2 separate regions of the Mus musculus genome follow, and region 1 is linked to region 2. Evidence: chromatin loops called from intact Hi-C (ENCODE). Cell type or tissue: left cerebral cortex. All regions are shown on one strand. Links, peaks and the distances in the headings refer to the core of each region. The heading gives the core; the rest is flanking DNA. Region 1 has its middle 78 kb from the start of Gm26688. Region 2 holds the start of Tfap2a (transcription factor AP-2, alpha).

Region 1 (16,161 bases), core at 2,809-10,808, 83 kb after region 2:
CACACGAAGACCTGGGCTTGGTCCTTTAGATAGAATGGTGGTGCAGGCCAAGAGGGTCAGAAACTCAGTGCCATCATCAGCTACGAAGCTGGTTCAAGGCCAGACCGGGGTTATATGCTGCTGTGCCTGGAAAAGCAAAACACAAAGAATATGTTTCTGGCTTAGAAAGTAAGATCATATGTCACCCAGGACTTGACTGCACTTACTCCTCAGGGATGATACAGGGATGCTATGAATGGTCAAGTGGAGTCCTTTGGAGCAGGTCAGGTCAGTGGGAATCCTGGGGTCCTGGTCAGTTCCTACTGGGTACTGCATTCTTGTTTCTGCTTTTTGAATCTTTCGAGAACTCAGTGTAGCTAGCACGCTCTGGTAAAGACAGGACATCCAGAGACACCCATTAGACACTGGAGAGACGGCGTGTGAGTCGATCAAACGCTGCGGGGTGGCACGGCTCTCATACACAAGAGGGAAAACTTGCTCCTCTGGCAGCCCATCCTGTTCTGGTTTTGACCACGTTCGGCTTGGCAGTTAAGGAAAAAAAAAATCCACGGCAGGATTATGTTTCAATGGCACAACACCTAATCCTCAGGCAAATGATTTGTCCACGCTTAATATAACGCTCTTAGGATATGTTGTTTGATGTAAACACTAGCTCTCATAAAATGGTGCCTGAGGTACAGTTTCCCCCTCTAATACCCTATTTGTGTTGGCTTGTACACATCGGATGTAAAACCATTAGGATAAAATACATCCTCTTTTAGCCTGATTGAAAAAAAAAAAAAAAAAAAAAAGAATGGAGGCTACAAGTCCACACCAAGAAAGGGATGATGCTATAAAACTCAAGGTCCCCTCTTGATGTTTGCAGGTCGGCCTACATCCCCACCGTTTTGGGGAATGGTCAATGCAATCATTTATGCTGCTTTATTTGAAGAGGGCATCACACTGAGCTTAAGTACACTTAGTCTCTGCCCTTGCTTGGCTTTCAGGCTGGATGGAGCAACTGCCTCCAAGAGGAGAGCTAGCAAGCTCAGGGAAGGCTGACCAATCAATCCCTCAGGCTCAGCTTAACCTCTTCCTGCTCAGTGCAGGAACCAGCCGCTGCCTAGGCGCATATAAGGTGAATAATAATTCAAGGCATTTGAACACACAGCACTCATGTCATTGGTCCGCCAGGGCGGGGATGACACGCAGTCACTTTCTCCCTTCTTTCCTGCTGCTCACATCACCTGTGGCGTGTGAGCTGTTCCCCCAGGTCCTGGAGAAGGATCACGAACGCAGATGGCCTTACGTTATAAGAAAGATAAACTTATTTGCCACTATCTTCATCTGACCTCACGGCTCGCAAATCAGCAGACACCCTCTCCACGTCCCTGACTCTGGAGAGCAGGCAGGCATTCAGGAACAGAGCCGTTCGCAGTCCAGGCTGTGACTCACTCCACAATACCTGTGATTGAGAGCCTTCTCTGTAATTGTACCTCCAGCCAAAGGATGGAAAAAAAAAATCACAGGGTCTGAATGGAAGTGACTTATATTTTCAACTTCCTGATTTGAACTCATCTGTATGTGGCTTGTCAGGAAAGAGTAGGGGAGGTGAAGCTGGACTTATACTTTGTTTTCTACTTGAGATTTTTGAGATTCAGACTTATTTTTTCCATCTATCTATCTATCTATCTATCTATCTATCTATCTATCTATCTATCTATTCATTCACTGTACATCTTGTTCAACCCCCTCCCTCCTCTCCTACTAGTCCCATGCTTATAAATCCCTCCCCCCATTACCCTCTCCCCTTTGCCATTGGATCCCCTTCCTCTAACTTGTCTGCCTGGTTGGGCCTCAGTGGGAGAGAGTGAGTCTTAATTTAACCTCTCTTCCTCCTAACTCCTTCTCCTCCCCTCCCTATCTCTTTTCTATCTTCTTCCTTGCTGGCTCACTAACCACACCTGTGCTAGGCATGGACTTGGTCACTGAGCCACACGTGAGGCACAGGCATTGTTTTGGACTTAGAATTTTGTTTTGAGGATATTTACAAGTGGATCAAGTATTTAAACTCACGAATGATCTTTGCTTTGACTATAAGTGTGGAATGAAAAATGAACACAGGAATTGGTGGCAAAGAGCAGGAAGGGAAGAGGAGGAAGGAAGGAGGGGGAAGGAGGAAGGAGGAGGGGGTAGGAGGAAGGAGGAGGGAGGGAGGAGGAAGGGGGAAGAAGGAGGAAGAAGGGAAAAGGACATCTATCCCTTACCTCAGTCTAGTGCAGTGGTTCTCAGCCATGGGGAAACTCCTCTGGGGCAGGGGTGTCCAAGGACCTTTTTAGTGCTGTCACCTAAGACTATTGGAGATATCAGATATTTACATTACATTTTATAACAGCAGCAACTTGAAGTTACAAAGTAGCAACATAAATAATTTTATGCTAACCTGGTGGTGGTGGAGCACACCTTTAATCCCAGCACTTGGGAGGCAGAGGCAGGCAGATCTCTGGAGGCCAGTCTGGGCCAGTTGCAGGACATAGAGTGTGTAAGTGTGATATTGGGGATTGAACCATGCTAGGCAAACACTCAGCTGGCTACATCCCTAGCTCACGTACGGGGAATATTTTTAAGTTTCTAACTTAAAGTAGAATTCTAACTTACCTTTACTCTCAGATGTCTAGTCCTTGCTTCTAGAATTTTTCTGATAGATCTGAAAATCCCCTCTTCTGAGCCACAGTTCTGAGGGTCCTCTATGGGCCAGGTCTCCCCTTCAAAGGTTTATGGTAGCCTCGGTGGAGGTAGAAACATTAATGGTGGCTGTGTTGGAGGCAGAAACATGTGATAGGGAGGAGAAGGAGGAGGTGTCTGCACCTCCAAACCTGTGTGGTGAGGATGTGTAGTCTGCAATTCTAGGCTTGTTCTGAGGTCACTGTGGCCAACTCATTGTTCTTTCCACTCATTAATACTTTAACAAAGGGACACTTGAGTTTGCTGATGGATATTTGGAAAGATGCTTAGGCTTCTCCTAGGACCCTGTAAGGAGGAAGTAGAGGGGACATCAGGGGTGTGGGCAAAGCTCTTAGCTCAACCTTGCCTTTTAGTCTACAAACACGAGGTGCTCAGGCCCCACTCCTGGATCATTTTCTGATAAACTCATAGCTCTGTTTCGTAGTTAGAGAAGCAGAGCAGACTGCTTGGAATTCTGAAGAAACAGATCCTAGATGTTCTTCCAGAAAGTTCTACTGTTCTCATATCTTTCCTTTCTCTTCGTTACTAAGTATCGGTAAAACCTGCCTGTTCCTATTCCTCATTTGATGGTGACTCGGGTTCATCCCTCTCCCCATTTTTGCTTCTGCCTCTTGATTTCTTCTTCTTCTTCCCTCTTTTACCTCTTCTGCCTCTCCCTTCTTTCTCTCGTCTCTCTTGCTTCTCCTCTTCCTCCTCTTCCTCCTCTTTCTCTTCTCTTTCTCTTCTCTTCCTCTTCTCTTTCTCTTTCTCTTTCTCTTTCTCTTTCTCTTTCTCTTTCTCTTTCTCTTTCTCTTTCTCTTTCTCTTTCTCTTTCTCTTTCTCTTTCTCTTTCTCTTTCTCTTTCTCTCTCTTCTCTTCTCTTCTCTTCTCTTCTCTTCTCTTCTCTTCTCTTCTCTTCTCTCCCTTCCCTTCCCTTCCCCTTCCCCTTCCCCTTCCCCTTCCCCTTCCCCTTCCCCTTCCCCTTCCCTTCCCTTCCCTTCCCTTCCCTTCCCTTCCCTTCCCTTCCCTTCCCTTCTTCCTCCTCCACTCCCTCCCTTCCTCCTTCTCTCTCTTTCTCATCTCTTTCCCCTTCTCTTTCTCTTCTTCACTTTCCCCTCTCTACTTACTCTGTAAGATTGCACTGTTGGCAATATTATCCTAGTCTCTAGCATATCCTGTTTAAAGCCCCTTGCTAGTGCTCCCTGGTTCTTCCCCCCCCCCCCCCCAATTTCTATGAAGGTATTAGTGACAGAACACTATGCACTTCTAGCTCTGGCTATCCTGCATCCTTGAGAAACCCATTTGGTTGGAACATTTTCTTCCTGGGCCATCCTTCAGGCTCTGGCTCTCAGCTGCTCTTACCAAGTACCCCACCACAGGCTACAACCATTTTCTCAGCTGTAGGTTTTTTGTTTTTTTTTTTTTTTTTTTTTTTTTTAATGGCTCTCTGACACCACCATTTGCAGATACCCAGGGAGTTTGTAACAGCCTGAGCAAGTTTGTCTTTCTAGAAGATGAGTGGGCATGATGTTGTTTGCTTGTAAATAAGAACAGAGGCCACATGCGTCTGTGCAGACCAATACCAATAAACAAATTGTGAATGAAATACGGAGTCCAGGACTGGGGACTTTTGGTTGTTAGCTAGGTGGCTAGTGTGTTAAAGAAAATTTACATCTCCTTGTCCAAGAAACTGTTTTACTTCACAGAGATTCAAGATCTGTCTGGAATTTCCCTTCTCCAGTGTTTTGGGAGAGAAGGAAAAATAGACTAATTAGATCAAACCAGCAGATGTCCTTTGATGTCCCTCACCCCACCCAGACCCCTTACATATGCAAATATGCTTTAGAAGAGGGGAAAAGCCCAAACCCAGATCCAGGTATGTTTGGCCTTCCCTAATTAGGAGATAATAACAGCATTTTTTATTTTTGTTGTAATTATGATTCAAAAAGAAATGCACAACAACACTCATCTGTATTCGAGGAATGTGGGGCTGGCCTGAGAGTCCTAGCTCTGCCGAGAGAGTCGGTCACTTGTGAGAGAGTGGGTAGTTAAACACCTTAAAATGGCTAGGATCTTGGAAGGCAAAGGTGGAACATGATATTCCGTGACCCTTATCCTTCACCGGTGAAAGTTATTCTATTTATGTATTCTATTCTATACCATTTATGCTTCTCTTCACCTGGAGAAGCATCAAGAAAGAAGCAGGAGCTAGGAGTCTGCTCTGTCACCTTGGGGAATCAGGTAGGGATATAAACAAGGCTGGTAGTGGGTGGGATGCCCAGTGTGGCTTTTATGGGCGAATAGAAAAAGAGAACGGAATTCTCCGGTGGAGATATTCATGGTAGGTGTGGGCAAGAAGCAAATGCCTGGGGAGACTGGTTAGCAGAGGTGCCACATGCAGAACATTAGTGAGCACAGAAGAGGAGCAAAGCTAATGACAGAGCACAGTTGTTCCTGAGCATCTGCAGAGGACTGGCCCCATGATCTCCCTTGTGGACCCAGACTTGCAAGTGCTCAAGTCTTTCCTACAAAATGATGGTATTTGCACATGACCTACACATATCCTTCTGTATGCTTTCAATACCCAATATACAACAAGTATGTAGGAACTGTTATACTGTATATGTTAGGGAAATGGTAAAAACAAAACAAAACAAATACAATCAGAGAGGTTGGGGATGTAGCTCAGTGATAGAGCATTTATCTGGGTTTAAACCTCTACACTCCAGAATAGAAAGAAAACCTTCAAGCATTCAGTGGGATGCAGAGTTCTCCCTGAATACTTTTTTTTTTTCTGCAGTTGGCTGAATCCATGAGTGTGGCTTCCATGGCTATTGAAGGCTGGCTGTATGTAGCATCAGTTTCTAGAAGTTGCCAGACATCTCTAGAGTATCCCGAAGATTTGGAGAACTACCGGACTTTCTCCACGAGGAGGCCAGTGCCAACCCAGACAGAACATGATCAGTACAAGTCTTCCACTTGGGTTGATCTTAACAGAATTTCATCTCACGCAATGCATTATACACAAGACAGTGGCGGCCTCTTTCCACTGGTGGCTCTGTGTTCATTTGTGTAAGATGTACATGGCTGTCCCGACTCAAACCAGCTGTAGCTCTGACCACCCCCCTCCGCCGGCCCAATCCTGGAGGAAGAAGGTATCTTCAGAGACTCCTTTCCATCTGTCACCTACCCACAATTCACCGTGGATTCTTTGAGTGAGAACCACTGCACACAGCATAGATATTCTTACTGCCCATCATGACCTGGATTTGGCAAGAGAAAATTCAGAATCTTGCATTTTCTCCATTTCTTGGTGACATTGTTTTTTATTTTTTTAAATTCTCTTCACAAAAGGCCACCATTGAAAGGATTGAAGACTATGAAAATAAATAGTTCTCTGTCCTTCTGTTGGAAATGCTGTGGTCTTGGGCCGATTTGATAAAACAGGATGTCAGAAGAGGAGGAAAAAGGGAGACAGAACAGCAGAGCTCTGAATTTAGAAACCTTGCTGCACTCTCTGGATCTGATTTGGCCTGAGAACGCATCAGATAAAAATAACAAGTGGCGGGCGCAGCAGAGGACAGATCTGCAAGCGTCTTCTCTGCCCGGGGCCGCGCATGCCCAGTCTGCACCTTTTTTGGTGGTGAAGCACCGAACTGCATTCCCGAGCAGAAGGCCAGAGTGAGAAAGGGCCAGTGTTTGATGTATGAGCTTTGGCTTGCCATCGTGAGTCACCCCAGAACTAGCTGCAGGCAAAACAAAAATCTTTTGTGATTAATTAGAAAAACTGGACGCTTATGAATTGACTGCACACAGCCGGGGTATGGTAATATAAATAGTAATGACTCCGGCGCGCCTGATGAACACTCGTGTTTATATGAGATCACTGGAGAAAGGCAAAATTTTAACATGGAATCTGCTGAAATGGGATGACTTCTGATCTTGGACAATTTGAGGGTCTTGACTGAGATTTTAACTGATGCCTTCCAAAGGGGTTCAAGATGACCTTTTCTTCTCACACCCGTCCAAACTGTGCCAAAGCAGTCTTTTGCTCTTTACTTCATTTTTGCTTTTTGCTTTTTTATTTTAATTTTTTTAAAGATTGAACCCAAACATCCCTTTCGGCATCTCTCTGGAATCCCTCCCATCTTTTGCAAACCTCCCTTCCTGCACATGGAGTGGACATGTGGTTATTTTGCCCCTTTGGTCATGTCTGCTTCTTAGAAACAGGACTTGAACAAAGATATGTTTCGATTTTGAGACACTAGCTGTCTTATTATTCGAGGGAAGAGGCCAGTAGCAGCAGCAAGCTTTGAGGTCAGGGAACTCAAAGATCAGAATATTCTAGTGAGTTTCCTCTAGCAAATGGTTTATTCTATTTGGGGAATGTCAAGTGGATAGGCCTGTACACTATAAAGTGTAGAGTGGGGCTTTTAATAAGCACACACACACACACACACACACACACACTTACTTGCCTTGCTTCACTCTCTCTTCTCTTTGAACATCCCCCATTCTAAAGCTAGCGGATTATTATGATTCTTTCGTTTCAAGGAAGTTCCTGATGAAAAAACAATTAAACCCTGACAGTGCCTGAAAATGTCAAAACACAAATTTCTTCCAAGGATCAGTTTTTAGCCACCAGGGTGAGCAAGTTACCCTTTGTCCTGGGGCATCAGCGTGTAGCCAGAGCTGGTCACAGCCCAGAGAGGAGAAAAGAAAATGCCATTTTGCTGCTCGCTCTGTCCCCCAAGCCTCTACCCCTCTCGGACAAAAACGTCTTCCAGACCTTTGAAATTTGGTTTCTGTCAGGCAATTAACTTGTCTTAACAGTGCATTCTCCCCGTCTGCAAGTGCCTTTTTGGGGGCCTCTGTTTGCACTCGCCAGAGTTCACATTGTTTTCTATTATTATTCAAGCAGGGCCGCCTCAGTAGTAAACCCACTGACCATTCAATCAGAGCGGTAGCTGCAGTGGATAATTAAAAGTTCCCAACCTCTTGCCCCAAGGCCAGGTTAGAGCCAGTCAGAGAGGAGCCAGGTCCGAGCTGCTCAGGGAGCAATCGATCAGCTGATTAACCCTTCCTACTGATTGGTTAGAGCTGATTGCATCTCTAGTAAAGAAATCAGCTTTGGCCCTGGGGCACAAGAGGCAGCTATACATTCAGGGTGGCTGAGCCAGCAGGCTGGGGAGTCAGTGTCCTTATACAAAATGAAGGGGGAAAGAGACCTTCCCTGATAGAAAGGTTTTTTAATCTCACCACCATCATTTCCTACTCCCCTCCCCACCCCCAGACTATTTCTGCTTTTGTTTCTATAGAGAAGAATTTCTGCTTAGGTGTCAAGAATGGTGGAAGAGATTCCTGGCGGGGCAGTTAGTTGTTGATTCTGCCTGACAATAGAGTGTACCCTTGCAAAAAGCCCGAGGCCAGAAAGCACCACAGACACACCCTTCATAAAACAAGGTCCCTCTCCTGGCTGGCAGCTTTGCCTTCAGACCAGGTGACTGTGGCAGGGACATTTGCTAGGACATATTTATCTTTGGGTATGGATAAACAGCCTACCTCTCCTGTGCTTACATTCTGGCACAGTGAGTAACATTTACTGTATTGGAAAAGAAGCATTTAACAGAAATGATTACCCTGTTGTCCTTAAAGGGAGTAGCTGAGATGCTATCAGGTGGGTGTGGCCAGGCCATTCTAAGAAGCATCCAAAGGCAGGGAAGCTGGATCTGTCTGGATTTTGGTAGGAGAGCTCTTGTAGCGAGCCCACCTGGAAATCTTTAACCTCGATGGTCCCAGGCACGTCGCTTCTATCTGAGGCAGAAGGGGGAAAAGTTGAATTTCAGCAAGGCAGACTTTACCAATGTACCTTTCCAGTGCCTTCAAGAAAAGTCAAGCTTACGTTCATGTCTAAGGAAGCAGAATATGTGTCAGATACCTTAGTGGAGCACGAAGCACCAAGCTGGGAGCTTGGGGAAACAGATGTTTTCCAAAAATGTTGATATTTGCTTCTGTTTTCATGTACTTTAACTTTAACAGCAGCAGCAGCAACAACAACAACAACAAAGAGGAGACTTTTCAGAAACCCAGATATTATTTACCTCATAGTGAAATTAATGACAGTGTACACAGATCTCAGATTCTACTGAAGCCACCCTGGTCATAGGGATTCAGAGAATGTAAGCTTTAAGATGTGTCTCCAGAACCATGGCTAAGGAATGCTTAGAGGGGCTTGATGCTCCCAGGAGGCCGTGCGTGGGCAAGCCGGCAGGTGTAAAGGCAGTCTTGGAGGAAGGAAAAGGTATTGTAGAAGCCTCAAGAAGTGTGATTATTTTCATCCGGAGCTTAACCAAAGTACGAAGATCTGTATGATCTCAGATGTTTGTTAATTCCTTGATGGTTTTAATCTTCTGTTTCAAACAAGGTTGATCAGAGCATGCACCTATATGCATGTGTGCATTTGAACTCACACACACACACACACACACACACACACACAAAATGTTTTTTTCTTTTTTTTCAATGAGCTTGTGATTATTTAATTTACTCTTGATACATTGTTGAAATAAAAATTGAACTTAAAAAAAAAGGTATAAAATGTATTTATGCCATTTTGGGAAAGAGGTGGTGACCAAACCCACAGCATAGGGATGACAGTGAGGACCGTGTCATTGCAATTGTTATGAAGAATTGTACAACACTACTAGATAAGATGTAGAAAACACAGGTACCTATCCTTGGTCAGCTAGAGGCTTACAGTCAGGTTTGTCTTGTAGATGCTGTTTATTATAAAGACATTTGGGATTTTAAATGTTTTGAATAAAGCCCTGCTACTCAAAATTACTTTTCTCTGTAAACTTAGAAAGGTGTACGGTGGATCTCAGAATATATGAAGGGAACACATTACTCTTTCATGTCTGAATGAAACTGGACCGAGTTTGAGAGACTGGGTCATGTATGGTACATAGCTTAACTGAAAATTCATTGACGTTTTCGGTTTGGCGTCTGAGATTATTATGTAGACAGTCCCCGTAGAAATGTTTGCTGTCTTTGTTTGTTCCCCTCCCCCATTGGCCTATTATTCTCTTTTTGTTACAAGAGGACTAGAGCATCCTATTCTATAAGCAAAGTGAACAACGCTCTTTACAGCTAGGACTGGAGCTCTCACTGCTCTCTTTCTGTAGGAGGTAAGCATTGCTTCAAGTGTTCCAGCAGACGGAAGCCACATCCAGAGCCAGGGTGGATAATGAGTGGAAACCCTGGCCCAAGTCAAAGCAGGTAGCATTCCTGAGAGGAAAGGGCCGTAACCTGAGACCCAGATTAGCCATTTTCTCTGTAGTAAAACAAACCACAGAGCACTCCACTTAGCGATAGGTAGCTTTCTTTCCGGACATGTTTATTTTCCAAAGAGAGTCGATAGAAAGAAGTCCTGAGCGATACCTAGCTTATTAAATGAACACAACTGATTTTTTTCTTAGAAATTTGTCTTATCATTTTGGGTATCACTCAATAACAAACAAACAAACAAACAAACAAACAAACAAACAAACAAGCACAAACCTGGAGATTCGTGTTTCCAGTGTGTGAAACAATGAAGACTTCTCTTTGCCACCACCTCCTCTTTCTCCTTCCTTCCTTCCTTCCTTCCTTCCTTCCTTCCTTCCTTCCTTCCTTCCTTCCTTCCTCCCTCCCTCCCTCCCTCCCTCCCTCCCTCCCTTCCTTCCTTCATCCCTCCCTCCCTCTTTCTCTCTCTCTTCCTCCCTCCCTCCCTCTCTCCCTCCCTCCCTCCCTCTCTCCCTCTCTCTCTCTCCCTCCCTCCCTCCCTCCCTTCCTTCCTGAAAGTTTTTCTCAAATAACCCAGAAATATTGCAGTCATCACTCCAACCAAATAGTAAAGTTTTCATTTTCCAGAAATCTGTAAAACCAAACAAGTTTGTTTTCTAACTCCTTTCACGCCAACGTCACACTCCTATCAGTGAATTTAGAATAAGACACACATAAGCTGCCACCAGACTGAATCTGTTAGGAAACACTGTCATAACGACCTCGAGAGTCTCACAGATTCATGGGATCCCAGACACTGGAAACTAAAAAAAGAAAAGGGTATCCTGTGTGCATCTCTCTTACACAGACCGGAAGACTCTGTTTAGCTTTTGATGTATCAGTCTGCTTAGGAATTGTAAATGGGCGAAGGCACACTGTTCAGCAGTAAAGTATGGTTAGAGCTCTTAAATGTGGGCTACATTTAACAACCGTGTATTGATTTTTTTCTTGTAATTTTATTTCCATGAACATTTCTAGTTTCTTAATTAGTAGCCTTTTAGAGAGAGAGAGAGAGATTTAATAGTCTTTTCATGAGAGGATATAGCTGGTAGGCGATACAACTTCTCAAGTTGTATCTCTAGAAGGGGAATGGCCTTCCTTGTCTCCTGTGAGTCTGGGAGGGAGCCAGCCAGCCACTGTTAGCGCATGTGCAATGCACACATTGCACGTGCACAGCCTCTCACTCTCCTTAGTCTGCCAGTACAATTAAGACAAAATAATGTTGGGGACCCGGTGACAAAACTCAACAGTCTCCAATCGCACACTCGCCCCGTAACGGGAAGGGCTGTTTACCCCATGTTCCTTATTAAACTGAAGTATTTTATTTAATGAGCATGCGTCATGCAAGGTGTTCCCATAAATCATCGGCTGGTTTACAAACTCAATAACTAGGCTTCCTGCTCTAACTAGGCTGAGCACACCTTAAATTATTAACAAGGCAGGCCCTTGAGGCAGATCTTTGATGACGATGATATAAACACTGTGAAGACAAGGTGCTCTCTCAGCAAAAGATTATTGACTCTAATTACCATTTACCACAGGAAAAAGAAAAGAAAAGACAATAAAATATGGGGGAGAATTTAAATCTGCGACTTAATTTTATGAGCCCTTTAAATACTTCACCCCTCCCTAACTTTTTTCCTTTCTCTTCTTTCTTCTTTTTTCCGCCCTTCTTGTTTGTAGCTACTCTACCAAGCTAGGCATTGTTGATGCGTAATGATAGCCCATGGTTGGCTAACCTTAAAAGGCTTGACAGTTGTGGAGAGGAAAGGAGAAAAAGGAGGGAAACACAGGAGCCTCTGTGGTTCATATTCTGCATATTCTTTGAAATGTGATGGAAAAAGGCCAGGGGCATGGGTGTGAGTGGGCAGGGAGAGAAAATGATAAATAGACTGGGTGAAAAAAAAAAAAAGAAAGAAAAAAAGAAATTCCAGATGAACTGTTTTCATGTCAGTGTGATTATAAAAAGGTTGGAGAACTGACATAAGCCACTGCAGTCACCTTGGTTGGCCAACCAGCCGTTGGGTCAGCTGCTCTAAGGAGTCCCCCGCTGCTGTGATTATGATTCGTTTTGGCTGCAGACTTGCTATGAGACGATTGTGAGGTTGTTAATGAATGAGGTCTAATGATAAAAGAGATGGTCAAAAATAACCCCGAAAATCCAGTCAAATGGCCGTGCAGTGCAGTAGACACATGAATGGCGAGCTTTCTTTCTGAGCATTTGGAAGGTAGCCACGGAAGAAGAGGAGGGAGGATCTTAGAGGATGGAGTGCCCAGGACAGGGGCAGGGTGGGGAAGAGGCTCAGTTCCACTTCCTGATGAAGGAAGGGCCTCTGGTTCTTCCTCCTTTGTGGGGTCACATAATTCTCCTTTTAAGGGCTACCTGTTCCATACTGTCTGTAGCCTAGATTGTTGCCTCTAATTTTCCTTAAAACAAAACAAAACAAAACAAAACAAAACAAAACAAAACAAAACAAAACACAAACAACCCAATTCCCATGGGACTGACAAGTTAAGAGCTGTTCTTCCTGAGAATCTGAGTTTGCCTCCTATCTCTGTTTTTGGCAGCTCAGTCATCTCCTGTAACTCTTGCTCTAAAGTGTCTAATGCCCTCTTCTGGCCTCTATAGACACCTACACACACACGCACACACACACACACACACACACACACACACACACACACATGCGCACACACACACATACACACACGGCCACAGAAACAAACACACACAGATAGACACACTCACAGACAGACACACAGATGGACAGACACACAGACAGACACACTTACACAAACAGACACACACACACACAGGCACAGAAACACATACACACAAACACAGACACACACACACAGGGACACACACAAATACAAATACACCACCACTCTGCTACTAATCATCATCATTAAAAAAAAAAAAACTCCCAATTTTTATTTAATGTTTTATCTGTGGAATCATATTATGTGAGAGTTGGAATAGAGTTTGTAAATAACCCTTCCTTTTGCAGATGTGTAAATCTCATGTCTGAGAAATGAGGTACTTTGGCCATGACACCTCTTTATTCTTCTTCATGAGTGTCCAGATGAAGCGAGGCTCTGAGCAGGTTATGTCTGTGCGGTGGGTCGTGGCCGTAGGACTGTAGCTCAGAACCACAGAAATGTAGCTAGCTATTTGGAAACAGATTCACAGCCTTGGGCATAAAGCAGGCAGTGGTGACGCTCAACTCTCTCTGTCCCAGGCATATGTAAGATAGGCCTCATAATCAAGTACACCTGGTGGGAACATGAGCTAAGTAAAATCAGCACTATTTATTAGATTTTTCTTTTTGTTTAATGGGTCTTTTCTAGGACCATGTAGGACTTTGGGGTATAGGTGAGACTCAGGAGTGTAAGATCTATTCCCCATAAGCTCTGTGTTCATTCTCTAGTATCTCTGGGGTGTCACTCAGCTATCCCATCCATCCATCCATCCATCCATCCATCCATCCATCCATCCATCCATCCATCCATCCATCCATCCAGGCGTTCTTGTGCGGTTAAGGTACAGCTAGTAGGAGACTCTAGGAGCTTTATTGGAGACATTTGGTAGGCTTGCCTCTCTTTCTCCATCTGCTGAAGGTGTGTGAGGTTTGGCTTTTGACCCTAACCCTCTGCACCCATTAAATCCCAGGTCAGAACTCAGAGCAGGGCAGCTCCTGGGGGACTAGGGCTGAGTGACTTGTGGGCAGAATATTCTCCATACTTTGGGGCAATCCTCACACAATTAGTTTCTCTTTGGTCATTTTGTCCCTGCCTGAGGTGAAGGACCCACATGAAACTAGAAATAAAACTCTAAGCACTCAAGATATGTTTTTTGTTTTTTGTTTTTGTTTTTGTTTTGTTTTGTTTGTTTGTTTGTTTGTTTGTTTGTTTTTTAAGCCAGGGCACCTTGATCAACTTTTAATTAGGGTTGTAATTTCACATGGGGCTTCTAAGAACGTTTTCTGTAGTTTTTGTTGTTGTTGTTGTTGGAAGAATTGTAATATGATTTTGCCCTTCTTCATTGAATACTACTTTTAACTCTCTCTTCCTGTTGTACATTATTCATAAATACAGAGAAAAGTAGGTTACATATATAAAAATTTAAAAAACAACCAACCAACTAACCAAATGAACAAACCTTTACAATTTTTTCTGGATAGCCAAGTAATTACATATTGCTATTTCTTGGTGATCCAACCCTGAGCTAAATTAAATCCTAGGGCAGAAGATATAAGACAGCAAATAAATGGTCGCATACATTTATGAAATGGGAGGGTGCAGCGTGCCCTGTAAAGCATAAAATTTACACACACTTCAAGGCTTCTCTAAGCCCTTTGCTCTGCCATGACTGTGATCCGTAGAGTCTTTTCGGGGGCACCTCCGGGTGACCTGATAGGCTTCTTCCCAGCCTCTGTGTCTGGGCTCTGGGCTGAGAGATGCCCTGGGGCAGAGTGGACTGATGGCTCTGACTGGCCCTGCTCCCTAGGTCAACCCAGGGCTCAGTGTCCGCCCCTCATCAATCTAACCCTGGGAAGGGAAGGAGCAGGAATGCGTATCTGTTGTCCAAGCTCAGCTCAAGAGGGCCAGGCTGGGGAGTGGCAGCTTGGCTCTTTTCTGAGGATGGGATTCTCTTGCTAGGACCAGGATTTCTGCAGCTCAAGACCAGAGACCAAGATCATTAACCCCATTTGACAAGACCAATATGCTGTGAACCAAGTGCTACTGTGTCACTTGCTAATTGTTTTTCTTTTAATATTCCATTTCTGTTTTCTTCTTGGTGTTCGGGATGGAACCTGGTGTCCTGAGCATACCTACATGTTCAGTGACCTCTTTATCTTTAGGCAATGCGTCCATATGTGATATATGTGATATATGTAGTATATGTGATACTGTTCTAGGAGTATACAGGCAGATAATTCTTCAAAAATTGTAATCTTGTTCTACATTCTGTTTTTTGTAATTGAAGCATTTATAATGAATTATAAAGAGTGTGTGTGTGAATGTGTGTGTATTATTAAGGATTGAGCCCTAAACCTTCTGTAGATCTTTTAAAAAAAAAGTTTAAAGTCTGGGAAATTATGCAAAAAGAATCCAAGTAGCATGACATCAACAGCCTTGTGTGGGTTCTCAGCTGTGATGGTTAGAAACTTATGGCCAACTGCATTTCTCTCTACCTGATCCACTTTCTGCCTCTACTGGTCCGTTGAGGCATATCCCAGCCATCAAAGGAAAATGAACACACTTGCTCTCTGCTTTTTAAAAGTCTCAATAGAATATACCACACAACATTGGCCATTTTAGTTCTTACTGAGTTATTGGCTCTGGGCCATGAGCTTGCTAAATCACTATACCTCCAGCCTCTATTGTGAGCATTTTGAAGTGTATACTGTAGTAGAAAATGGCGAAGATTCACACTGTTGCTGAAGCATCTGCCACACATTCTTGCCTCTTAGACGACTGCACTTGGTACTCACTGAACAATGATGGTTGCCATTTGGCCTCTCCCTGTTCCCAGCAGCCACCACTCTAACCGTGAGTGTATGGTTGTGACTACTCATATCATATGTGACCAATAGCCTCTTGAGGAGGGAATCATATGGTTTCCTTTCGTGACTGGCTTATCTCATTTGACAACATCCTCAATGTTCACCCATGTTATAGGGCAAGTCAGAATTCCCTTCTGCACCTAGAATGTTTTTAACCCCCAAGTTTAATAGCCTCACCCTTTGTATTTGTTTTGCTTTGCTTTTGATGACTTTATTTGGAAAAGTATTAAATAACTGACTTTTAAGGGTAATCTCCACCCCCACCCCACCCTACAAAAAACCTATACCCAGTAGGAAGGGTGTCAGTGAATCTGTGACCTCTGAGACATATAATACTTATCCTACCTGAGTTCATTTTGGGAATTTCATACCTGCCTGCCTCTTGAGTACACGGCACAGCAAATACATCGAAAGAGCAGAGACGTCATCAATGCAGGCGTCCCATGGTACCTGAGCAGGGATAGGTTTTAGGACTTCCAACTCCATCTCAATAGCCTCTAACACATATAAATATTATGTATAAAACTACATAATATTTTCATATCGTTTATGCGTATCATCCCAT
Region 2 (16,161 bases), core at 2,956-10,955:
AAGCCGGTGTCTGGGGAACTGGAGTCTGGATGGAACGGGGTGGGGGGTGGGGTGGGGGTGGGGTTGAGGAGGTAATCTTGGGAGGGATCTAGACAAACACCTCAGCCTTGGGCGGAGGGGGGGGGCGCGTCTTCGGTGAGGAAAATGGAGCTGATCTCATCTTGAATTGAACTGGTTTTGAGTACTGTAGATGTAAAGGTGTGTTTGGAATGGTAGGACTGGAGCCTCTGGAGTGCTCTGGCTGTTACATCACCTGCTGAACGGACTTGCTCGGGTTCCCCTCCTGAATTCTTACCAATCACCCGTTTTTTTCTTTCTTTTCTTTTCTTTTCTTTCTTTCTTTCTTTCTTTCTTTCTTTCTTTCTTTCTTTCTTTCTTTCTTTCTTTCTTTCTTTCTTTCTTTCTTTCTTTGAGACAGGGGTTCTCTGTGTAGCCAAGGCTGTCCTGGAACTCACTTTGTAGACCAGGCTGGCCTCGAACTCAGAAATCCGCTTGCCTCTGCCTCCCAACTGCTGGGATTAAAGGCGTGCGCCACCACCGCCGGCCGCAAACTGAGTTTCAAGTCAATCCAGAATCTTTGCTAAGAGCACTCAAAATTGATGTGAACTCTGACGTTTGAGCTGGAAAACTCTACTTCTAGATCTTTTCTCTTTTCCAGTCTTCTTCCTTCCACCCTTCAGAGTCTCATGAGAGACCCCCCAGGCCCAAACTCTTTGATCTCCAGTGTCTCTATCTGCTCTGAGCAGCGACTGACTTTGCACACACCACCAACCACCGGCACCATGACCTTGCCTGCCTCTTCCTGCATGCATCGCCTTGCCCGTCAACAAAATATCACGCAGGGTGGAGATGGCGCTCCTTAAGCCCCACCCCAGCCACGGCACATGTCTGTTAGGTCTTTCAGGACCTGGCCAGGCCTAATCAGGGGGTGCTGTATGAATCCAAGGTAAGGAACGGCAGGGCAGAGGGTGTCTGTAACCACTGCACATTTGCAAGGGAGCTCAGCATTCCCCAAGGGAACCATAAGGAGCTTCAAACACTGCCGCCACCTGCGCCTTGGGTTAAAATAAGAAATAGGTTTCACCACTCTCTTTTCAACACCCCGGAAAAAAAAATCAGGGCGGGTTCAGTGTAGACATTCATGAGTTTAAAACATCATTTTACTATTAGTTGTCACTAAAACAAAATAAAGGGGAAACAACCCCTCAAAACTCCACCTACAAACAAACTCCAAACTTGTTGAGCAAGGTTTTAAGACAGGTCCAAGAAAGTTTCCAATCAAGTAGAAAATCGGCCCTGAGATGAAAGGCCAGCAGATTAAGGGATGATTAAAAACGCTGAAGGGACTCCAAAGAAAGACACCAACACTCCTCCCCTCGACACTCGAGTGGGGTGCACCATCTAGACCAGCCTCCCCGCCAGAGTAGGAAGGAGGAGTTTTGGGGTGGAGACTTCTTCTCCACTCTGCAATTCACAGCTGACCTTTTACATATATTTGCTGACATGTCAGAGAAATGATTGGAGGCCGGTTCTTTGTTCTTCCCCAAGTCCCGACGATAGTAGCGCCAGGAGAATGATTGAGGCTGTCTTGGGTGCTCCAGGCTCGCGCTCTGTATAACCTGAAACCTCATGGTCCCCGAGAAAGTGACTGCCGCAACTGTGGGAGCAGGGCACCCACCCCCGGGCGAATCTCCTCTCGCCTCTGCTCCTGCCCAGGTGTGATTGCTGACAGAGATGAGCGAGCAAGATGGGAGCCCCAAATCCTGTGGCTTCTTTTAAACTCCCCTCTAATTAGAAACAGCAATGAAGTCACCTGAACGATTTTATCTGTCATGGGAAAGCAAACCCCAACCCCAAACCTCAGCTGCCTATCCCAGAACCACCAACGCCCCAATTCTCGCTTTTAAAAGTTTTTAATGAAAAAGATAAAGAGCCTGAAAGTCATGGGGGCTTGGGGGAAGGGGGGCAGGAACCGTGAACGTGGGTTGTTGGTGGGCTTTATACTTAAGTGTTAATATTCCAACGTGAAAGAGCACGTGTGTGTTTGTAGTCCCCTCACCCCCAACCCTCTGCCCATGGAAGGGGACTGAATTTCGGAGACACAAGTAAAGCAGAATTGCGAATATCTTCACCTATTGAGCAACACTTGATCTGGAATCCACAGCTGAGGCCGCCCTGGGGGTGGCAATCAGATCCGCTAAAGCTGGCAGTGCCTTGAAGATCGTGGGCGGGTGAGGAGGAGGGGGCGGGGGCCCTGTCCCACCGCTAGCGTCCAGGTGCGCCCGGACTCTCCATCGGCCCTTTCTCCAGATCTGGCCCAGCCACCCCCCCAGCCCCTCCCCCACTTCTAACCCAAAAGTTCGGGGGGGGGGCGAGGAAACCGGTGGAATGAGCTTGCAGATGTCCCCACTACACGAGTGCTCAAACACACGCTCACACCCGCGTGGGACTCAGCAACCTTCAGCAGCCAGTCCCTGGCTTCGGTTCACTGGCCAGGGACTGACCGGGAAAGCGGGTTAGGGCTGTTGGGAAAAGCTGGAGCTGATGGTGAGATTGCCGTGGCTATAAATCCATCACTTCCCAGGTCAGCTCAGAGAGGTGCTGGGACTGGAGCTGGCAGAGTGAATTCCTTAGGCCAACGCGCATGCGTCGGCAGGTAGCAACCTAGCTCTTTATGACCAGGTGAGATGTTGGTGAGCAGGTAAAAAAAAAAAAAAAAAAAAAAAAAAAAGGATTTGTCTAAGCGATTCCAGGGAGCGGGCCCGGCTGAGCCCTCTAGCCCATGCCCGGCGGGGACCCGTCGCCAGGAGCGCCGAGCCGCGATGTCCATACTTGCCAAAATGGGGGACTGGCAGGTACGGGGGTTTGCCTTGGCTGGGGCTGAGGTGGGCGGGGGTGGAGCGGAGGAGGGGGCCGGGAGTGGGGAGGCGGAGAAGAAGTACCGTGGCCCAGGGCAGGGGAGTCCTCGGTGAGGCACGCCTGGCAGCGCCCAAGAGTGCTCCCAAGAGAGGGAAGACTGGACAAACCAGCGCAGGCAACAGCCTCGGAGCTGGGGGCCAAGAGCGCGGCCCTCGGGGCCAGAATCCGGGAAAGAGTCCGGCTCAGGCGCCACAGGTGGCCCCTCGGGTCACTCGTGGTTTGATCTCCAGCCATTTTCCCACCCCCATCCCAACAGAAACTTGGGTGGATGACTAATTAAGAAGTAGGGAGGGACGCCGGGCTGGAGGTATGGGTTCCCCGATGGCCGTACCTTCAACTTCGCCCCTAGACCTGGTGCACCTGACCGGTTGGTATCCTGCATTTCGGGGACCTTCCTTGGAGGATGAAATAAAAAGACGTCCTGATAGCCAGACAATAGCCGGGAGCATATTCTTCTCTCTCTCTCTCTCTCTCTCTCTCTCTCTCTCTGTGAAAGACACTTTTTAAAGTTTGCCAAAAGTTTAGCTGTTCTCTCAATCGGCTTCCTAGGGTAGGTTTTCGGTTGTTGGGCTACAGAATTGCGGTGGTGAGTAAAGACAGCGAATTTTCGGTCTTAGAACCTGCCAAAGGTGACCCTGTTAGACCGTGGACTCCTCAAAACGGAGTAGGCGCCGGGTCTGGCCTTAAAAGATCCACAGACTCCAGCACCCACCCTGGGAACGTGCTTCCAGATTGCCCTGACGGGGAAACAAGGGCGGCTCTAGCTAGGTTGAAGTAGCACGCCGCCAATCCCCAGTTGAGGATTTCATAATAGGAACCGCAGGGCCCTGTTTTCTTCCCTTTTTTTGCCCGAGCCAACCAAGGCCTGGTTAGATCTACATTCTCTAAGCCACAGGCCTAAGGGGCATTTTGAACCAAGAGCTTCTACCTTCCCAAAGGAAAACAAAAAAAGAAAAACACCAAAAAACAGAGCTGGAAGCTTTGCTCCTTCCAGGGCAAGGCCCTGGAGTTGAGCTGCTTTTCTGCCGTTTGCCTGAGAGCTCAGGGTAAAGTTCTGAGAGTGTCATCTTCATTACATTGTCTGGAGTTGGAGAAATGAAGATCTTTGGCTGTTTGTTTTCCCCTTATATTTATTACTTTTATTAGTTGAGTGAATACTTTTATACTCTTCCTCTAGTTAAACCTGTTAAATGATATTCCTTCCTCAAACTTAAACTGACTTTGTTTAAGGATGAAAGTTTCACACCAAACACAAACGCTAGAGCCTACGCCCTTCTCTCCCCACCCCCTGGGTACCTAACTCTTTGTGGGTGCTGAAGCCTGATGCTGTTATAGCTAAATTCTAAAGAAATCGGCAGGAGAAGGTACCCACTGCCTAGAGTGGGCTATGGTTGGGACCAGGCCTCTAGGGATTCAGGCTAGGTTTTGAAAGCCAGGGGTGACTAAAGAAAAGAGACAGAGATGTGGCTGGAGGTCAGGGCCTGCTGCGGGGAGAGCCTACAGTTGGCAAATGGCTGTAGGGCCTGGATCTGGGGCTGAGGGCCAGTGGTTTTGAGACCTATGGGAACAGATCTACCAGGCTTGGCCACTTGGGTATCGCTCATCTCGGTGGATGTTGACAATCAGAGAACAGAAGATCATTCCGACCCATGTTTCTTTGTTACTCCCGATGTCCCTGCCTCGGTATAGTTCATTCCCCCCAGGTCAGGCCTGTATCCTCAGCTCTAACTCTAGGCTCCTATCCAAGGGAACCACGGCCCCTGCCCAGCTGCAGAACTGACTGCAAGAGACGAGTTGTGGTAATGAAGCTCAGGCAAGCGTGTGCTTCCCAGGCTCAGGGGCTACCCAACCGACCCGCTCTCCCCAGCCTTTCATCAGCGCCCACACTGCGGGGCCGCGACTGCGGCCGCCCAGAGCTGGCAGGCCCAATCTACACGTCAATGGTGCCCTTGGCGGAAGTATAACTACAGTTTAGTAGCCTTTAGCTGATTTGGAGCCAGAGATCCGCCGGCACTGAGCTGCGGGGACAGGGGAGGGGATTGGGGGGGGGGTCGGGTTAGAGAGCAAATAACCCCTTAAGCGCCTTCCCCCTAGGTCACAACTGAAGGAAAAGAAAGCGAAACTTACGAGTTCCCCGCAAGCACCCTGGCGAGCCCGCAGGACGTAAAAACCCCTGCTTTGAGGCCTTGGAGCGGGCCTACAGGTCATAGGGCACCGGGCTGTGGCTGCCTCTGGGGAAAGTGGAGGTGCTGGCCCCTCCCAGAGACTGAGCTCTAGGTTTTAAGCCTTTTTACAGGTCAGTTGAGCTTGGGGGAAAAACCTTGCGGAGCTTTACTTAGAAATTGACCTTTTTTTTTTTTCCTGGGCAGAGTGGGAAGCCAAGTTCCTACACCTATCAGCCAAAGTGCTACTTAAATGTGGAAAGGCATCTCTAGGGGTTACCCAGGGCCTTGAGACTTTGAATTCACTTGTCAGCTCTGGTCTTGTCTCTGGCTTTTCGGGGAAGAGACTCTAGCTTAGACAGGGTCTTCAGGAAGGAGAATTGCACCTCTACAGTTTTGAGTGGAGGCTGGTGTTCTCTTCTCTTGCTTTTCTTCCACCTGTTAGCAAACACTTGGATTTGCCGATGTCTTCTTCCCCATGAGGGATTCACTATGGAAATCGAGGAGGCCTGGACATTTGGGGTGGGGGGGGGGGAAGGAAAGAAGAAAGAAAAGAAGGAAGAAAAACCAAAGAAAAAAGAATCAGATGAACCAGAGGTCTCTGAGGAGATCTGCTGTCGTTGATCCACAATTAGCAGGACAAAGACAGATAAAAATATTTTTTAAAGTGCTAGTGGGAAAACTCAGCCAGAGAAATCCCTCTATATCAGAGTGTCACATTAAAGTCTTTAGTGTTTTTTTTTTTTTAATATCTTACTTTAGAATAATTGCAGTAAGGGAGGAAGGGTCCCGGTGGAGTGAGTAAGCCCCTGGGCGGAGTCAGGAGTGGCCAACTTGGGGAAGGGGTGTCTCCTGCCTTCAGGTTCTTCACCAGCCGGCCATTGCGCCGCCAAAACGCCGGCGTTAGTAACATCAAGTCATAAAGGGTCGCGTCCTTCTTTAATTAAAAAGGAGAATCTTGGGAAAACTGGAGCCGATTTGCACAGGAAGAGTTGGTTCCTAATGTTTTATTTTGATGCATGTACGACACCGCATGGAGAGTCGCAGGAGCTCATGGGTCTGCGGTTTGGCTCACTCCAGAAGGGGTTGTGCATCCCCATCCGAATTCTGTGTTGTTGTCCACGTTGCACCTGGGAAACCTTACAGTCCAAACGCCCGGATGAATAGTCAGTCCGATTCAGCTTCATACAAACCGGAGGAAAATCATTTAACCCCCGGATCTGTCGAGTAACCTCTTCAGGGTACAACTTTTATTTTACACGTAGCAATTAAGAGATCGCAAACCCCAACCGAGCCACCGGAGCCGGCTGGCAGAATCTCCAACCTGGGGGGAGGGGGGAGCGCAAAGCTAATAAAACTCCCAGGGCGCTGCAGCCCGAGGGGGTAACAGCCGTGAGCGGAGGCGATCTCTAGTTGGGCAAAATTCTTGGAGTGACTTTGCTGGTCCTGGTTTGGTGGCTACGGTTCATTGCGAAAGGGATAATGATTTCTAATAAAATCGGACGGGGACGAAAGGCAGATAGTGGCGGTTGTAGTAAGAGTGGGAGGTGGGGTACTAAAAGTTGGTCCCTAGGCGCCGCCGCTGGTACCCTGCGTAGTACAGAGCTTTATCCAAAGCATCTTTGGCTAGCAGGACCCGAAGACAGGCGAAGGGGAAAGAGATGAAATTGGGGATAGGGGACGCTCGAACAGGGAGGGTGCTGGAGCTCTAGGAAGAGTTGTTGGGCTTGCAGGCTGGCATGCAGGCAAGTGCTCTAGGAGCAAGTTAGCGGCTAGAAGAGGCCTTTATACCTGGGTCGGAGCGGCCGGCGGCAGATTGTGGTCCTGGCGAGCAATTGGACTATTGTTGATATGCTAATGAGGCGATTAGGCTGTTCGCGAGGAGCAGGAAAAGGGAAAAGTTTCTACCATTAGAGGGAGATCTCCGAGCGCACACGGGAGCTCTCTAACCCTTCTCTCCTCCTCCCTCCTCGCCCTTCTCCTGGCCCTCCTCCTCCTCTACCTCCACCTCCTCCTCCCCCTTCCTACCCTTCTCCTCCTCCTCGCCCTCCTCTCCTCCTCCCCCCCTCCTCCTCTTTTGCTCACCGCCCGCAGCCCGCACTTTGCGCTAACCCAGAGAGTAGCTCCGCTGGGGTGCGAGGCGCAGAGGGGCAAATCCGATCACGCCGATCCATGAAAATGCTTTGGAAACTGACGGATAATATCAAGTACGAAGACTGCGAGGTAAGCGCGGCGCCGACTCAGTCATCCTTGCGGCCACAGGCTTGGAGATCGACCCTCCCTCTCCTCCTCCTCCTTCTCTCCACGCGAAATGCGAGTGGGACAAACTTAACACCCGCGCAGCTCCCACCCCTCCATGTCGCCCGAATAGCACAGGGGAGACGCTGGAGATAGTGGACATGGATCTCGGTTCTTTCACTTTTGTCTTTCGAAGCTCGTGTTCCACTCTTTCCCCTTTTCTCCTGGTTACTTTTGGTTCTGCCTGAGAGTGGAAGGAAGAGAAGAGCTTGGATTTAAAAAAAAAAAAAAAAAAAAAAAAGCTGGCAACTGGGCACGTGCCTGTGCACTCTGGTGTGTTTGAGCGAGATCCTGGGGGTGCCTACAGTAGCAGGAAGAAAATAAAACCATGTCCCCCCTTTCACTCCCTCCCTGACATTAATACCCCCTTTTTCATTCATTCTTTTCTTTCTCCCTAAAGACGTTCCCTTCTTGCATTTGGAGAAGGGCGCACACACTTCGCCCTGACCTGTAAAGCACGTTCGGCTTGGGAGCCCACACGTCAGCCCTTGGTGTCACTCTTTAGCTGCTATAGTCCTTGAAGTTCTAAGGAGTTTCTCCCGCCGAGCTTCGGGGTGGACACACCCCGTGGTGGTGGTTGGGTGTGGGTGCGTTACCGGCCTCTGGGAGTCGGGGACGGGGGAGGGATCCCCCTTCTACCTGCCAGTGCTTAGCGGCGGGACCCTGAAAATCCTGGGGCGACAGCCGATCGTCTCCAGTTGCCGATAGTCCGCTGGGATCAGAGAGAGGGCCGTCCCTTGGGAACCCATTTTAAAACCCAGAGCCTCAGAGCATAACTTTTGGGACAGTCAGGGAGGCATGAAAAAAGAACCAACGGCTTGTGCGGGGGGTGGGGGAGGGATGGCCTCAGCCTGTTGTGTGTGTGTGGGTTTTTTTTTTTTCATACCCCACTGAAAGGGGCTGATCAGCGAGTGGTGTGACGGAGGGGTGGGAAGCCCGTGATTATCCAAATCTGTAGTAGCCTTGACTTTCGCTGTTCTCTCTTTCTTTCTTTCTTTCTTTCTGTCTGTCTGTCTGTCTGTCTGTCTGTCTGTCTGTCTTTCTTTCTTCCCCCCCCCCCCCTTTCGGCATTTGGAGCTAGGGGTTCCGGCTAAAACGTCTGCTCGCGGGCGCGCAGAGGCAAAAATTCTGACTTCACTCGAAATTAGAAACTGGGTTTACGTGAGGGAAGTGTCACCCGCTCCCTCCCCCTTTTCTTTTAAAATGCTGGGTTTTTTCGCCTTTCTCCTCTCCGTCTTTCCCTTTATCCCTCTCCACTCCCAACCTGGGACACCAGGTGACAGGCATCCCTACCAATATCCCTGCTTCTCTGGGGACTCCTGTGGTGCGCCGAGAGGGGCCCAGGAACCCCATGTAGGACCAGACAGCTTTGTTTTCTAGACTAAGGGTGACTTTTGCCGGCAGGGCTAGGTTCTACTGTGACTCTTTAAGAGCAGTTTTTCCCCCTTAGGGATCTGGGCTCCCTTCTCTAGCTGATGGTTTTTTCACTTTCTTGGAACCCCGAAATCAGTTCGGGGTACAAGCGCCCTGAGTGGAAGCGTTAAGAATCTTAGTGTGGCTCAACACACCAAAGGAAACTCGAGGGTAGGGCGCGAGATGAACTTGAACCCCCCAGAGGGACTCTGAAGGCGCATGAGAGAGGGGTTGGAGAGGGGTGTGATGAGACCGGGATGGGAGAGAAGAAGAAGAAAAAAAAAAAGTCTGGGCAATCTCAACAACTTTGGTATCAGCGGGATAGCCAGCTCTGGAGCGGAGATTTCGGGTTCCCGAGCGGGCTTAGAGTTGTCTGATTTGGCTGAGACTCTGCAGGGACACGCAAGAGGCGAGGTGCCGCTTGTTCCGACAACCAGGCGGGCCGACTAGCAGTGGCGACGCGAGGGGAGAGCTAGCTCTGTCATCTAGGGGGTGTCGGCAGGAGTGGCCCAGCCAGTCCGACGGGTTTGTGCAGGGAGCCAGGAGCCTTCGCCAGAGGCGCCCAGGCTGGGCCGCTTCGCGTCTGTGCGCGCCCGGGGCCGCGTCCCGGCTCCGGCTCCGGCTCCCGCTCCCGGAACCCGGTCCGGGGACCAACCGAGATCGGAGAAGCCGCAGCCGACGGGCTCACGGCTCCGAGGTCCTAGGGAAGGCGGCTCGCGACCAGGCGGAGGACAAGGGTTAGCGAAGCGGGCGGGTTGCTCCCAGGCGGGACGCCGGGCCATGGAGGATCAGCGAGGCAGCGGGCAGCCGAGTCCCGAGTCCCAGGCCCCGCTGCGCAACAGAGAATCCCGCGGCCGGAGAGCGGCGGGAAGCACCTCCCAGGCGCAGAACTCGGTGGGCAGCCGCCAGCGGGTCCCGGGAGCTCCAGCCCGCGGCGCGCGACCCCCGCTCCATCCCGAGGTCTGCCCTAGCCTTTTAGGTCCGATTGTCCTCCTTCGCTTCCTCTCCCCTCCCCCCCCACCCCGCCGCGGGCTCCCCCTCCGCAGCTCCGGCTCGGCCCCCTCCTCCCCCTCCTCCTCCCTCCCTCCTGCCCTCCCTTCCTCCTCCCGGGCGCTCCCTCCTTCCTCCCTCCCTCTCTCCACTCCTCTCTCTTCTAGTCGCCCACACTTTCTTTCTCGCACACGCACGCAGACACATCCTCCCTCTCGGTGCTCCGACCCCCTCGGCCTCCCTCTCTCGCCTTCTTTCTCTTTCACTTTTGCAGGCCCTGCAACCTTTTAAAATGTTGCCCCTTTGCTGTGATTCGCCAGACGCCGCGCCGCGGCCCCCCGCACGCTCGCCCGCTCCCTCCGTCGCTCGCTTTTTGTCTCTCGCGCTCCCTCTCCCCACCTCCGATTTGCTACACTGAGACTCCCGTCAATGACTGCATTGAGAGCCGGCTCCGGCGCGAGTTGCCTCTCCGCTTCACGCTCGATTTCCAGGCATTCTTCCCTTATTAAGTATTCGTGTAATATTAATAGTCATGAATATCTGCTATTAGGAGGCTCCAGGAACGCTGCCCAGCGCGGTTATTAGAAGCTGAAGTGAAGCCGCCGCTAAGGAAAGAGGGGGAGACACGGATTAAGGAACACGCGCGCGCGCGCACACACACACACACACACACACACACACTTTTTTCGTTTTTCTTTCTTTTCTTTTTTGGTGGTTTTTTTTTTTGGTTTTTTTTTTTTTTTTTTTTTTTTTTTTTTTTTGTTGTTGTTGTTGGTGGTGTGGTTTTTGCTTTTTGTTTTTCCTAAAGAGCTCTGAAATCCTAACCGATCCTGGGAGGATAGAGATCGTGGGTTCGACCAGCTGAAGGCGCCGCGCGACTCGGTGGTACAAGTTCGGATGGATCCGAGCGGGGCTCCGGCGCTCGCGGCAGCGTCCGCGCGGTGACTGGAGTCCTGGGTGGCGCGGGGCTCTCGGCGCCTTTTGTGTGTGGCTCTTTCGGGCCGCGGGGCAGCCGGGTGCTCGAGGCGTGGTGGTTTTTTGCTTTTTGCTTTTTTGCTTTGGTTATTGTTGTTGGCTTTTTTTTTTTTTTTCCTCACCCTGACTGGTTACCCCAGACTCTTCGCAGATGTTAGTTCACAGTTTTTCAGCTATGGTGAGTCCCACCCCACCCCCAACCCTGTTTCCTTAGGAATTCTGTTCCAGAAACCCGCAGCCGAGAAACTGCCCGAGATCCTGAGCTTCTTGGCCAGGGTTCCTTGTGGACCTCGCTTTCCGTTTGCATTCCTATCTCCCTTTCCACTTTTCTCTGGCTCCTTTCCATCCCCAAATCCAACGCGTCGCCACTGCCCTGTCCCTGCTGGACCTCTCCGTGCACGCAGACCTACCCCGCAGCTCTTTCCTTGGGCCAGTTTCTCGCCGGGTTCGTCTTTATTTCCTTGCGTCTTTACTTGCTCCAGAGACGCTCTCCATATCTGATGTTCAATCCGTCTTTTGGGGTGGGGGTGAAAGGCGCACCTCGGTGTGTTCCCCTAGCCTGGGGCCTGGCGGCTAAACCTCGGAGAGAGGTTCCCGCTCTCTGGAAGCCACTCTTGGCTTGCTTTGCAAGCAGCTTGCAATTGAAAAACCTAAAGTCGGGGGTTTCTTTTGCCCTTTGGGGCTGGGGTGGAAGGGGCGGGGGCCTCCGCTCCGGGGTGCACCTCTTTCTTTTTAAAAGAACTCGGTGCGGCAGAATCTTTCTATTTTAAACCCTGGCTTGGCGTCTTTCACTCCCCATTCATATCATAAAAACGATCCTGTCGTGTAAAAAGCCTACAAACAGAGGAAGCGGAAAAGACAGACCCCCCCCCCAACCATGCAGTTAAAACCTTTAAGCTAGTCATTTAAACGTGCGCTTTCTTAAGGCCTCCGTGTGAAGCATGTTTCTACTTAAATAGTCATGAAATGGTAATAGTCTTTGAAGGTTTATGATTTTCCCCACCTCGAGATTAATAGAAGAGTAAACAATAATGCAGTGGCGGACAGGTTCAAATCCGGGAAAAGCAAAGGCCGCTTCTCCTGTTTAATATTTAGTGGCTATCTGAATTTTGCTTAAGGAAGGCTTGGTACTGCGGCTGTTAAGGGTTGTATTACAGGACACAGTCTTTTACGTCTCCTTCCCTCCTTTGAGAGGAATGTCCCTGAGAGTCTACTGTGCCACTATATTTACATATTCTGATTTCTTTGCTTTTTTTTTTTTTTTTTTTTTTTGGAAAGGCCTGCTTCACTTCTTGGGTGTTTTCCAATATGAACAGTGTAGTAGTTGATACCCCCTACTTCGGCGGCCTCCCCACATTGGGCTTGTGGAATGGATTTAGTAGGGTAGTTGAAGCCCTGCGCCTCATTTCTTCTTCCCCTTCCCGTCTTGCTTTCTTCCAGGACCGTCACGACGGCACCAGCAACGGGACGGCACGGTTGCCCCAGCTGGGCACTGTAGGTCAATCTCCCTACACCAGCGCCCCGCCGCTGTCCCACACCCCTAATGCCGACTTCCAGCCTCCCTACTTCCCCCCGCCCTACCAGCCTATCTACCCCCAGTCGCAAGATCCTTACTCCCACGTCAACGACCCCTACAGCCTGAATCCTCTGCACGCCCAGCCGCAGCCGCAGCACCCGGGCTGGCCCGGTCAGAGGCAGAGCCAGGAATCTGGGCTCTTACACACACACCGGGGCTTACCCCACCAACTGTCGGGCCTGGACCCTCGCAGGGACTATCGGCGGCACGAGGACCTCTTGCACGGCCCGCACGGGCTCGGCTCTGGGCTCGGGGACCTCCCGATCCACTCCTTACCTCACGCCATCGAGGACGTCCCGGTAAGAGGCGGTGCAGGCCGCGGGAGGGAACGCAGCCCTAGGCTCACCTGCCCTCTGGGAAGCTTCGTGGAGCCCAGGCCCTCAGGGCCTTGGTTTTCCTCAATAATAGTTGGGGGTGAGGGTGAGACTCACTTAAACAACCGAGTTTTGAAATTAAAAAGTAATTGAGAACAATGCATCCTGGAGCTCGCTCAACAATGCCTGGGTCACCACTTCCAACCGACACAAATAAATCAGGCGATTGTCACCCTTCAGGTAGCTCCTCTCCGAGACAGTAAACTGTGTGAGATCGAGGGAGATTCTAATTCCACTGCTGAAAGTGGCGTGGGGGATGATTTCTCGCTGTTTTCCGAAAGAGGTTAAATTTAAACCTAGAGCTTCTCAAATGGACTCACAAAGTACAAGTCTGGGAGACTTAGGGTAAGGTCCTTGATCCGGCTTTTATACACATTAGTAAAACCTAGAAGTTATGCCTACCCTATCCTGATCCAAGGGACATAAGCAGCAAATCCAAGCACGGGGACGTTAAAATGCAGCTTTCTTCTCTTCCTGGGGGTGCTAAGTAGTGACCTCATAAATCATTAGCTAGGTTCCCAACGCCTATCAGAATCTGCTACACTGCATATTCAATTAAATGTTTGGAGACTATTGGGTGCTGTGTGGAGTTCTAATTCAGTTATCAATAAATGCAGTTTAAGATGATTTCTAAATAAGCAGGGCCCTTAGCATATGAACTACTTAGAATGTAACCCAGGCTAAGGATAATTTGAAAATACTTTTTAAAATTAAATTGCAACCAGTATCTCAGCCTTGGCTCTATAAATTTGTGGCTTTCTTCCTGAAGTGTAATATGAATATATATATAATATTATATATATATATATATATATATATATATATATATCTTCTGTTAAAGGTGCTTTTCTTTGGAAAGGAAATGTATCTGGATGTGATTTTTGCTAAAATGCTATTTCAAATTACTACATCAAATATAGCAGTGGTATGTCTGTTGACAGTTTAATGATTACTGAATTAGATTGTAAGGAAAACGGGCCACATGAACTTACCTGATTGCCTGGCGGATTTAAAACATTCTTGAAGTTCTACAGGAAAATAGAAAATTTATTACCTCTCTCATTTAGCCTAGTTAATCACTGAAATTTGTTGGTTATGCTTAACAGCCTTTCAAGGAACACAGAAAGCAGGCGCTTGGTCCATTGTAAGGCTAAGTGAGCTCTGTGTGTGTGTGTGTATGTGTGTTTGTGGTGTGTGTTTGTGTGCATATTCACGTGCTTTTAAAAATGATCCTTAGTGAATTTGAATAGAACTAGATCCTTAGTGAATATAATTTTGAATAGAACTAGAAGTTATGGTGATTTTAGTTAGAAAGTCTCTGAATTCTTTTTTTTTTTTTTTTTTTTTTTTTTGCCTGTTCTTTGAAAACACTCAAGTAGCAAAGCAAAATAATGCCGTAAGCTTTGGAGTTATCCTGCATTGGACATAGATCTACTTTTGCAAAAAATGTCCTGTGGCTGGTGGGAATTCTTGATACCTGTGTGGTAACTCTTTGTGGTGAAATTGGTCAGTAGGAGAAATTAACCAAATGATCACATGAAAGCAGGAAGCCTTGTGCTCTTCTCACCCTCCCCCACCTTTCAAGGGGAAAAAAAAATCTTTCAAAGGAATTTGGGTCAGGAAAAGGGTTGTTTTCAATTTTCTCATTGCTGCCACAGTTAACTTTTAATAAGAATGACTGCTAAATATTTAAGAAAATCAAGTCGATGGTGAAAATTACTTAATCATTAATATCTCAGTGGGGTTTTAAACTTAACAGTCTTCCCTGTATGGACAAGGTCTAGCTAGAAATAACAGAAATAAAAGTATTATTCCACACTACATTTACTTTATGGGTTTAGGGTGCAAGCATAAAGGGATCATATTTCCCCATATAGTTAAAACACAAGAACTGCAGCAGTAGTCATTTCTGAACATTTCTCAATTTAATTATACTTAAATCCAGAAGCACTTTAGGCAAGTTACAAATGAGAGCATTGAGTATAATAAAACCTGTAATAAAGCAACTTAGTGCCATCCACCCGGAATCATAGCGATCAGCCACAATTAACATGAGCATAAATCCAAGGCAGAATGGAAAAGGTTCGAATCAGTATTATTGTTGGACAAAGACTAGAGAAGGAAGTAATAGTTTTTTAAATGGCAATGCCTGTGCTTGGTAACGATTGCGAAACCCTCTATCTCAGCAGCCCTGGTGCTAATTTGTAAACACAGCCAGACATTATATTGCCTGTCAGTTTCTGCATTAGAAAACATGATTTCATTTTACTTTCTAATCACGTTTGGATTCTAGCATATACGCATACCCATCCATCTGTGTGAGAGTGTGTGTGTGTGTGTGTGTGTGTGTGTGAGAGAGAGAGAGAGAGAGAGAGAGAGAGAGAGAGAGAGAGAGAGAGAGAGAGAGAGAGAGAAGGGTGGTGGTGGGGGAGACCCCACACTACTGCTGGACAACAGGAGAGTAGCCTCAAAGGGTTTTTGTTCCTGATATTTCCACATTCCTGCCATATCTACTTCAGGCAGCAGTCTTTTGAAAATTATTTCTAGCTTTCCTTAAGTGAAGGTGTGTGTGTGTGTGTGTGTGTGTGTGCGTGCGCTTTGTGAATTACCTACAGGGTTTCCAACAGTCTGCTGTTCTCCCACCCCGTCCTTTCTATTGTGTTTCTTTGGCTTTGCTGCCTCCACACTGGGATCCCTGAGGTCTGAGGCTGCTGAAAGGTGGCACACTAAAGCTAGGTGCATTTCTAAAGGTCGAACTGATTGTTTAAAAAAAAAAAAAAAAAAAAAAAAAAGATTAGGAACTCCAAAACTTCATTTGATTTTCAAAGAAAGTTTTATTCTCCATCCGGAGCTCTTCAGCGTGGATTATCTGCTGGGGGGGAAGGGGGAGGAGAAATGGGCCGAGGGTATACAGTGAAACCTCTTGAGTTTTAAAGCTCCAAATTCAGCAAGCCAAGATAAGATGTTTATATATAAATGTCATGGGGGAGGTGGAGGGAGAGCTCCCCTCCCCCACCTTGCAGCGAATATTCATTTCCTTTTGTTTTGATTATACGCTTACATTCATGTGTATCCTTTTGTTGCAGCACGTAGAAGACCCGGGTATTAACATCCCAGATCAAACTGTAATTAAGAAAGGTAAGCCATTTCCTTCTTCATTCCAAGCATGTCCTTACAGGCAGAGTGCTATTTAAAAGAACATACAGGACTGTATTTATTCTTTTTTTCAAATAGGATTTCCTAAAGGCTCAGAATTAGCAAATAGATACGCATAGAAGAACAGTGCTTAAACCACCAGCTTTCAGGACCTTGATAATGGCAACAGGCTAGCTTTGTTCTAATCGGGATTTCAGCGTTGAATGTAGTTTAATGATATTTGCACAAAGTGAAATGTGCACTAGTTGACCTGATTTGGAAGTGGCATTTCGATTTGGAAATAGTCTCATAGTTAATT

What was found. A loop is a pair of places that touch in the nucleus more often than their neighbours do. Peaks named below come from ENCODE experiments on the same cell type or tissue, not always from the same donor. Only the 100,000 strongest peaks of a DNase experiment are listed, where the experiment ranks them.
Region 1: it touches region 2 in a loop (2.2-fold over the local background); 1 of 42 quality-filtered maps calls a loop at or near these places.

What each region holds. Positions count from the first base shown.
Region 1 is chr13:40,641,495-40,657,655 of GRCm38, reverse strand. No RefSeq gene overlaps it. Among named protein-coding and RNA genes, the nearest start is that of Gm26688, 78 kb to the left of the region's middle. In left cerebral cortex, for the core only: a CTCF peak has its summit at 6,356; DNase peaks (open chromatin) are centred at 5,914 and 6,309; H3K4me3 peaks cover 273 bases; H3K27ac peaks cover 1,205 bases.
Region 2 is chr13:40,724,813-40,740,973 of GRCm38, reverse strand. It overlaps Tfap2a (transcription factor AP-2, alpha), which reads left to right and starts at 7,179. Exons shown (of 7, transcript NM_011547.5): 1 at 7,179-7,304; 2 at 12,198-12,632; 3 at 15,794-15,845. The coding sequence starts at 7,254. Gm26688 (predicted gene, 26688) reads right to left here and starts at 13,166. Exons shown (of 3, transcript NR_125899.1): 1 at 13,110-13,166; 2 at 7,194-7,563; 3 at 5,812-6,952. In left cerebral cortex, for the core only: a CTCF peak has its summit at 6,980; DNase peaks (open chromatin) are centred at 6,872, 10,251 and 10,747; H3K4me3 peaks cover 1,486 bases.